Regions from separate parts of the Mus musculus genome. Here region 1 is linked to region 2. The links are chromatin loops, found by intact Hi-C in ENCODE. Cell type or tissue: left cerebral cortex. All regions are shown on one strand. Links, peaks and the distances in the headings refer to the core of each region. The heading gives the core; the rest is flanking DNA. Region 1 overlaps Ythdf1 (YTH N6-methyladenosine RNA binding protein 1). Region 2 holds the start of Arfgap1 (ADP-ribosylation factor GTPase activating protein 1).

Region 1 (4,391 bases), core at 246-4,245, 58 kb before region 2:
GCTGACCTCCAGAATGGTCACCTAACCACCAGGGACCCTGACTATATGCTAATTAACTTTTAACCCCTGCAGGTCACTCAAAAGGTTTACCACAAGACCAGAGACCTAACAGACATGGCTGCCTCAGAATCAAGTTTATAATGTAAGTTTTAAGATGGTAGAATTAGGAGCTAACACTTTTCTTGCCAAAGACCTGGATTTCATTCTGAGCATATACATCTCTAACTGCAGGTTCCAGGTGGATCTAATACCTTCATCTGTCTTTTGCAAGTATCTGCATGCATAAGATGCATGTGAACTCATGAAGGCACACAAAAAAAACTTAAAAGAGTTAAAAAAAAAACAGTAAGAAAAAGTTTTAAAACAATTGGGATTTTAAAGATACAAGCAGATGAGGGGCAGAATTTTATTTATCCCTAAGCCTATCACCAATCTCTGAGAGCTAGTATATTTTTAAAGAACCGAACAGTCTCTTGTTTTCTGAGATATTATTTATTTGTATGCTTGTGTTTTACCAGTATATATAGGTCTATGTACTGCATGAGTGTAGTGCCCTTGGAGGCTAAAGAGGGTGTCAGATCTCGTGAGACAGGAGTTACAGACAACTGCTGTCATATGGGTACTGGGAATCAAATCCAGGTCCTTGGGAATACCAGTCAATCACTGAGCCATCTCTCCGGCTCCACCCACTGCATTTTAATGGAACTCTTAAAAATTCAGTATTTAAAAGAAAACTATGCATGAACACAAACAGCTCTAGCTACTAGACAAAAGTAGTACCCAAGTTTCATTCACTATCCTTGCTCTAATGGAGGCAGACACTGCACTAACAGTACTGTGCTAACACAGTGGTCCCAGGTGGTTTCATCTATAAATGCTCTAGGTATCTTCAGTTTGCATAAATATACATATGATGATACTAGCAAAACAAAATCACTAACAACTATTTCTAAGAACACAAGCCACTTTTATGGAATGCCTATTATTTATACCCAAAAAGCTAAACCTACAGAATTTCAGTTACTGGAAATAAATGCCATCTCTTTCTTAATGTTTTATTAGTACCTGTGATAAGGGTAACTTAATGGTACTTGCAACAACATTACTACCTTGCTTTCTCCACATCTCCTTCCTCAAAATGCTTAATTATTCATATGAGCAAGTTACCTAACTCGGGACAAAAAGATTGGAAGCCAATCCAACAAACATTTCAAGAAAAGAAACGACAATCTCAGGATGAATACTCTTTGAGTAATAAAGGCTTCAAAATATACATTAAGATCTGTCTCAAAAAAAAAAAAAAAAAAAAAAAAAGTCAAAGCCGGGCGTGGTGGCGCACAGCTTTAATCCCAGCACTTGGGAGGCAGAGGCAGGCGGATTTCTGAGTTCAAGGCCAGCCTAGTCTACAGAGTGAGTTCCAGGACAGCCAGGGCTACAAAGAGAAATCCTGTCTCCAAAAACCAAACAACAACAAAAAAGAACTGTCTCATTTCTGAAAACCATTTGTTATGAAGACCAGATGGCTTCAGTTAAAAATATCTCCAGCCAAATGGACCTAACCATATAACCATTAATTTCAAAATATCTGGATCCCAAGTCAACTCCTTATCACCCCTGCCTCAACACACCATTCTCTTTAGTACTTAAATGATGTAAGTTTAAGTTCTCCCAAACTGCAGGCCTTCTAAGTTCCTAAAGATCAACAGGAAGTGACTGTTAGACCCAGAGCTTCCAACTGCTATGTGGAAGCATAAATCCTTGGGCAGGTGGGACATCACAGTGCAGCCAATGCTACCTCATGGCTGTTCTCCCTGGGCCACAAACACTGATTTCTAAGTGTGCTTAAATGGACAGACAATACAGAGAATAGTTTCCACACATTCTCACTCTCTGTTCTCATGTACACAGGGTCCAGATTACCATATTTTGTAACGGGAGTAAGTTTCATTTACATTCACTCAAAACACCACACTACTGGCTCATCCCAGTGATGTGATAGCTAAGTTATGAGATGCCACCTGTACTGTTTCAACTTAATCTGCACTGACTAAGGCCAGTCAGGAAAATGCCACTAGACCAACAGACTGTCCATTATACTCCAGCCTGCTGTGCAGGTCACCTGTGTAAGAGGTACCTAAGAACAACTCACCTTACGCACCACCTCCTCTTCCTCCTGGCGCTTCTCATAATGAGAAAAGTCGTCAAAGATAGAGGTTGTGTGCTTATAGGAAGCGATAATCTTCAGCACTTGTTTTGCTTTTTCTAAGGGCACCTCCTGTGTATCACGGGAGTTTGTGACAGGTTTGTTGTCGTTATTCTCCAGTCTGATGTGCCGCAGCTGGTTGTTGGGCACATCCTTCACAAAAATCCACTTCACATCAAACTTTCCCTTCCACTTGTCCTGAGACCAGACCCCAGCGCTGGTGCCGTAGTCCACAGGGGACTTCATCTCTGCCACCCCACAGAAATGTCCACTCCCATTGACACTGAAGAGGAGATAAACAGGCCCCTTGCTGCTCATGGAGCGGAAGGCGCCGTCCAGGCGCTTGTTGCCGTGTTCAGTACTACACCAGATGGAGTACTTGATGGAGCGGTGGATGTCGTCCTCAGAATAGCTCTTGATGATGAACACCCGCCCACTCTTAAGATTCCAGTCGAACTCTTTAGGGTTATAGCTGTGGGCAGCTTTCAGTTTCTCCAGGACAGGGTGGGATTCTACACTCGGGGCAGAAGTAGGTTGGGCATTTCCAACAGAGTTACTGTCACTGTTGGCCCCTCCACTCTGCCCAAATGCTGCATTTCTGTTTCGAGGAGCCACCCAGCGGGGTTGAAGTGGCTGCTGAGGGCTCTGATACTGTGGCTGGACCAAAGGTGGGGGCTGAACAGGGAGAGGTTGAGCTACCTGCTGGGGCTGTGGGGCAGCCTGGGGGGATGGTGTCTGCTGGGGGGCGGAGGCCTTTGGAGCAGGGCCCTTGTTATCCCAAGTACCAATGTCCATGTTATGCTTGATAGGGGGAGGAGGCAGTGCACCCCCAACTATCGGCCCACTCTTTGTTTTCATCTTAGGCTGTGGTTTTGCAGGCTTGCTAGCAATGGCTGCCCATGAAGTTGGTTTTGAAACTGGCATGTTTACATTTGTCCCACCATTGCCAGAAAGGACACCAGTCAGTGCCACACTGTTGACAACTGAACCCACCGTCTTAACTGCAGAGGTGGTAACATCCCCAATCTTCAGGCCAACCATGCCCTGCTCCAGACTGTTCATCCCAGGGGCCTTGTTGAGGGAGTCACTGTGAAAACCTGTCTGCCCATCAACAACTGTGCCACCAAGGGAGCTAGGTGGGTAAGTGTAACTGCTCCCATAGGCTGAGCTCTGAGTCTGCTGCCCCTGAGAACCACTTGTCCCCCATGCTGAGAATGCAGGGTTTTCAGGGAAAAAATTAAACCTGTGCTGGTAAATGTTGTTCCCCAGACCCCCAGGCTGCCCAAAAACAGCATCATGCATGAAGTGATGGTCTCCATTACTAAGTTGTCCATAGGTAGTGAGATACGGGATGGGAGGGTCCCCTGCAGTGGACCATGGTGCCTCGCTGAGGGAGTAAGGAAATCCAATGGATGGTGGATAGTAACTGGACAGGTAAGGATCACTCATCGAGGGGTAACTGTTACTCTGTGAAAATAAACAAGTGATGAATTAGACAACTGTCAGACAGCTCAGCATGCTGACCACCTCATACACAGGTGCAGAAACCAGCCTAATATAATATAGCACACAATTATTTCTTCCTAAATGACAGATATGGCCACCAATGTCAAAACAAAAGTCATTAGTAACAAATGCAAACCAGACTGCTGTCTCAAAGCACAAAGCCTGCTTTGTAATGATCTGAACTCAGGTGAAATGACCCAGTCAAACCACCCTTCTGCCGTCACCATCTGAGGAATCCAACCCAGTCCTGCAGTAGGAATATTTACAACAAACACTGATAGCACAGCAGAGCACGAGGACAGCCTTAACAATGCACTAAGATGACTCTGACAGTCAATAAGACCAGCAGACTCCAGCTCACTGACCTAACACACACCTAGGCACTGGTATTCAATGTCACCTTCAAGACTCTCCTACACAATATTCCTGATAGCTACCCCAGCTGGGTTTTTCTAGGGTCTGCTCTTCACATTTCATGGTTTCCTGAGCACACTTATGGGTGCTCAGAGCGGAGCACAGGCTCCTCTGCTGTGCCTTTACCAGTATCGAGTCCATGGAGTGAGTTCTTAACCCCTGCTGATACCAGAAGACCCACTTTAGTAAAGTCTTCCTAAGCCCCAACTCCACCCATAGCAGAAGCTTCTAAGAGGGGCAAAAAGATAGGAGGGTGGAATGCTTCACC
Region 2 (4,391 bases), core at 167-4,166:
CGCACTGCCCACGCAGAGGCAACCCTGCAAACCTGGCGCTCAGCCGAAGGTTTAGACAGACCGGAAAAGAAGCCTCGCCTCGGGCTCGCGCACAGAGGCGGAAGTACCGCCTCGGAGGCCTCCCATGAGCCCTTGCAAAGCGCGACGTAGCCGGAAGCTGCTGGCGGCTGGTGGGGGGATCTGAGCGCCTAGTCCAGCTTGGCACCTCGGCCGGACCCGACCTCCTGGGGGCAGCAGGTGAGTTTGCGGCCAGGACACCGGGCATCCGCGGACCCTCAGTTCCTTGCCCTTCCGGCTCTCAGATCACCCAGTTCCTGGCCCTGTAATCCTCGATTCTGCAGCCCTAGGCCCCTGGTCCCCCAATACCGTGACTGTCCGACGCCCCCGGTCTTCAGCCCTGACTTACTCCCCGGTGCCTCCCGCGTACCTCCCATTTCCCAGCTTCCTGGCCCCGGGTTCTCCAGTCCTTCGACCCGTGACGTTTTTGTTCCTCGGACCCCAAACTCCAGGATCCCAGTGTGCGGCCGTCCAGACCCCCCCTCCCCTGCCTCCCGGCCTGTGAGCTTTACCGCCCTTCAGCCTAGCGGTTGCAGGGACCTACGTGGCCCCTCAGCGCTCTGGTCCCGAGCAGTCTTGGACGCAGACTGGTTCTGCACTGCCCACTTTGTCGGGAAAGGGCCTCAGCCCTTCACTTCGAAAGAAGATTCTGTCCAGAGGTGCCGGTAAGCCAGGTTTTCTAACCTCAGTTTGTTTGATTTTTCCCTTCTTGGTCTCTGAAGTGAGTCCTCTGCGGAAGGAGGAAAAACAAAACATCTCAACAACAGACCCCCACAGGATCAAGCTTCTAAACTTTTTCTCAATTGTACCTGGCAATAGAATATACTGTATTTGCACTCTTAAGGCACCCACAAGTCAGAAGTAATATACACTGTTCCATAGCTGTGCAATGTTTAGAGCATTGAAGCCCTAACTATAGTTCTGGACGAGGTGATGATCTGATATCGTCTGTTCTTCAGAGTGAAGAAGCATAACTTAGACATGGGTTCTTTGTGTTCTCTGAACGGTTTTTGGTCACCCATACTGTGTAGCCTTAGGGCCAAGCTATGTCCCTAGATGTCCCCTTTGACCTCAGATGTACATCACGTCCCATTTAAGAAGCAAATGTTCTCTAGTGTGACATGTAGCTCACTAAAGTTTGAAATCCTTATTTGCTTCATTATCTACTAGGTATGTCTGCCTGAAGGAAGAGTATTTTGTTGTTTTTTTTTTCATTTCAGCTATTAAGAATTCTTAAGGGTGGGTGATATGGATACCAGGTAGGGGTGCTTGCCACAAAGCCTGACTACCTGAGTTTGATCCTGGTACTCACTTGGAGGAAGGAGATACTCAGCTCCCACCTTCTAGGCTTCTAGGCATGCACTTGTGAGCCCACCCAAGAAAGAAATCTTAAAAAAAAAAAAAAAAGGATTCTTGAGGCCTTCTTTAGGCTGGTTAAACTGAGAGATACTTATTTTCATGTTATTAAGCAACATTTAAGATGATTAATTTGAGCAGGGAAGTAAGTGGTGGAGCATGCCTTTGTTCCCCGCACTTGGGAGGCAGAGGCAGGCAGATTTCTGAGTTCGAGGCTAGCCTGGTCTACAGAGTGAGTTCCAGGACAGCCAGGGCTACACAGAAAAACCCTGTCTTGAAAAAACAAAAAACCCCAGACCAAACCCTAACTTCTCTCCAATATCCAAAGTTTACCACACAGGAAGAGTTTCTTAAATCCAAACCAAGTCAGGCATGGTGGCACCACCTTTGATCCCAGCACTTGGGAGGCAGAGGCAGGCAGATCTCTGTGAGTTTTGGGCCAGCCTGGTCTGCACAGTGAGCTATGTGTAGAGACCCTGTCTCAGGCCCGTAGCTGAGAATGTCCTTCTGCTTGGTTTTACTCAGAGATCCAGAGTTGCCTTAGGAGATGCTGGCTTCTTGCCTGTGTTTGCCTCCATTTGTGGTTGTAAGCCTCTGAGGGCAGCCACAGAGCTTTGGACACTGGGATCCAGTACAGAAACGTGCTGTGGTCTTGGTGACGTTCACGTAGCAGCTAGAAAAGAATGCAGAGAGCTTTGGAACTCAGCTCTAGCTGTGTCTCCCCAAATGCTCTTGAGCTGTCTGGGGCAGTTGTGTGCGTGAGTGAATGCCTGGGCTTCTAACTTATGCCTGAGTGAGTCATGCCAGTAACGGAGTCCTACATGCAAAAATCTGCATTTGTGTGCTCACAGTCGTAGGATGCCATTCTAACATGTGATTAATGCAGTAAAAGGAAGGTAGAATGAGCTGGGTGTGGTGCTGCATGCCTTTTCCTTTAATCCGAGCACTCAGGAGGCGAGGCCAGCCTGGTCTACAAAGTGAGTTCCAGGACTGCCAGGGCTATACAGAGAAACCCTGTCTGGGGGAAAAAAAAAAAAAAAAAAAGGAAGGTGGAATGTACTAGGATTTTGTTTCAGACAGCTACAGTAAACAACTATTTCCTAACATCAGACAGACGGGGGCGTCACGCTAAAACACAGAGAGTTTAAGATGTAGGAGGGTTGGTGGGTTGAGAGTCAAGATCTTTACTGAACACTGTGTTTCTGCAGACTTAAATTTAAAGTTAAATACAGGATATACGGCGGAGGCGTTTTGTTTTGACTTTTATGTGAACCTCACATTAATACTCAGCCTACCTCGTGAATAGAGAATGGTCACTTTCAGTCTAACAGCGAGTAGCAAGGTAACTACCCTGAAAACCTGCAGCTTCTGGTCACACGGAGTGTTAGTCTGTTGTTTGTATGTGTGTTGCCCTGTGAATGAGAGGCAACAGCATGAATCCATTGGGATGGATGACCACACCTGACTGGGGGGCTAGAGGCCCAGGTCCTGCATCCAGACCCCTCAGTGCTGGTGTGTGCCATACCACTGGGATTAGTTTATGTCCAACCTTGTGGTTGGCACAGTTTGGGTTTATTTTCCTAGTCCTGAATTAAATGACCCACCAGTTAGTTAAAAGTCAAACATTGCTGAAACTGGCAGATACAGAGAAATGAATAGGGTTTAGGGAGACAGTTCTGTAGGTGAGAGCACTTTCTGTGTTCAAATCTTTAGTACCTACATAAAAGCCAGGCATGACTGCACGTGTGTCTATAACCTCGACTTTGGAAGATGGAGATAAGAAGATCCTGCGAGCTTGCTCCCAGCCTCAGTATCCCAAGGGAATAGGTTAGAAATCTATAGAAGACAATCTGTGTCCTCCTCTGGACTCCACACGTGTGTACACAGGCACACATGAAAAGAAGGAAGGGGGAGACATGTACAGGAAATGAGATTTTCATTTTAGCTGAGCCTCATTGCTGTCCTCACCAATGGCCCTAGGCAGGTGGTCTGCATTTATTATTATGTCCTATGTCTGCATTACTCACGTTTATCTGTCCAGATGTCCTCATAGAGGACCCATTTATAGGCTATCTTAACACCATTGCCAGGGATACTTCCTTGCCCCTTGCTGCAGTCTGAGGGCTTCCTACTTCCTACCCCGACTTGGAGAGCTGGGAGAGAGGAAGTGCAGAGTATCCTCTTCTCATCAGGGCACTGCTCTTTCGTGTGGGGGAAAAGATTGAGCAGCCAATCTTCATGGGTTTAATAAGGCTACTCCTTGTGAGTTTTACTACAAATGACAGCTTTTTATCAGTTATTCTGCTTGGTGGCACATAATGGCTAAACCTGTACTCTGTGGCGTTCCTCACTACTTGACTGCTAGTTGTGCCCTAAGGTGTCCTTCCTCATTGAGAAGAGCCTCCTTGGTAAATGGCTCCTGTACTGTGCAAGGCCACCACTGTTAGATCTTAGGAAGAAAGTATTACGTAATGTTATTGCACTGCTAGTTCATTTTCTTCCTTGCAGAGTAACTTGTCGTAAGGGCTTGTTTTCCTCCTTGCAGCACCATGGCCAGCCCAAGAACCAGGAAAGTTCTTAAGGAAGTCCGGGCACAGGATGAGAATAATGTGAGTATGACCTTTGGGCTGATGAGCGTCTTGGTGTCACATGCAGCTGTGGCTGTGTCCCTCCTTGGAGAGACTGATCATGGCACAGGGGAGCAGCTAGCAGCTAGTAGTTCCTGGTGCTCACTAGTGTGGCTTGGGGAGTGGGATTTCTGTTGCATCGCTCAGGTTGTGCTAAGGATGCTTGGTCTGCTTTCTAAATACATTTCTCATCAGAGGTTCTGTATCTTCATGCCAGTTCCTGGGCAGCTACTGCCACCTCCAGAACAGTCTGAACTCACATCCTTTGACCAACCTGAACAGCCTTATTAAGCTTATGGGTACTAGCCCTTTAGTTAGTCTGTGCACATGTGGTCCACCGCTCTTCTGCAT

The links. Hi-C counts contacts between places; a loop is a spot of excess contacts. Peaks named below come from ENCODE experiments on the same cell type or tissue, not always from the same donor. Only the 100,000 strongest peaks of a DNase experiment are listed, where the experiment ranks them.
Region 1: it touches region 2 in a loop (2.7-fold over the local background); 29 of 42 quality-filtered maps call a loop at or near these places.

Annotation. Positions count from the first base shown.
Region 1 is chr2:180,908,538-180,912,928 of GRCm38, forward strand. It overlaps Ythdf1 (YTH N6-methyladenosine RNA binding protein 1), which reads right to left. Exons shown (of 5, transcript NM_173761.3): 4 at 2,150-3,670. Among named protein-coding and RNA genes, the nearest start is that of Ythdf1, 10 kb to the right of the region's middle. In left cerebral cortex, for the core only: no CTCF peak of the experiment used is centred there; a DNase peak (open chromatin) is centred at 2,601.
Region 2 is chr2:180,967,093-180,971,483 of GRCm38, forward strand. Arfgap1 (ADP-ribosylation factor GTPase activating protein 1) reads left to right here and starts at 133. Exons shown (of 14, transcript NM_145760.3): 1 at 133-237; 2 at 510-722; 3 at 3,959-4,022. The coding sequence starts at 3,963. In left cerebral cortex, for the core only: no CTCF peak of the experiment used is centred there; a DNase peak (open chromatin) is centred at 2,179; H3K4me3 peaks cover 1,097 bases; H3K27ac peaks cover 553 bases.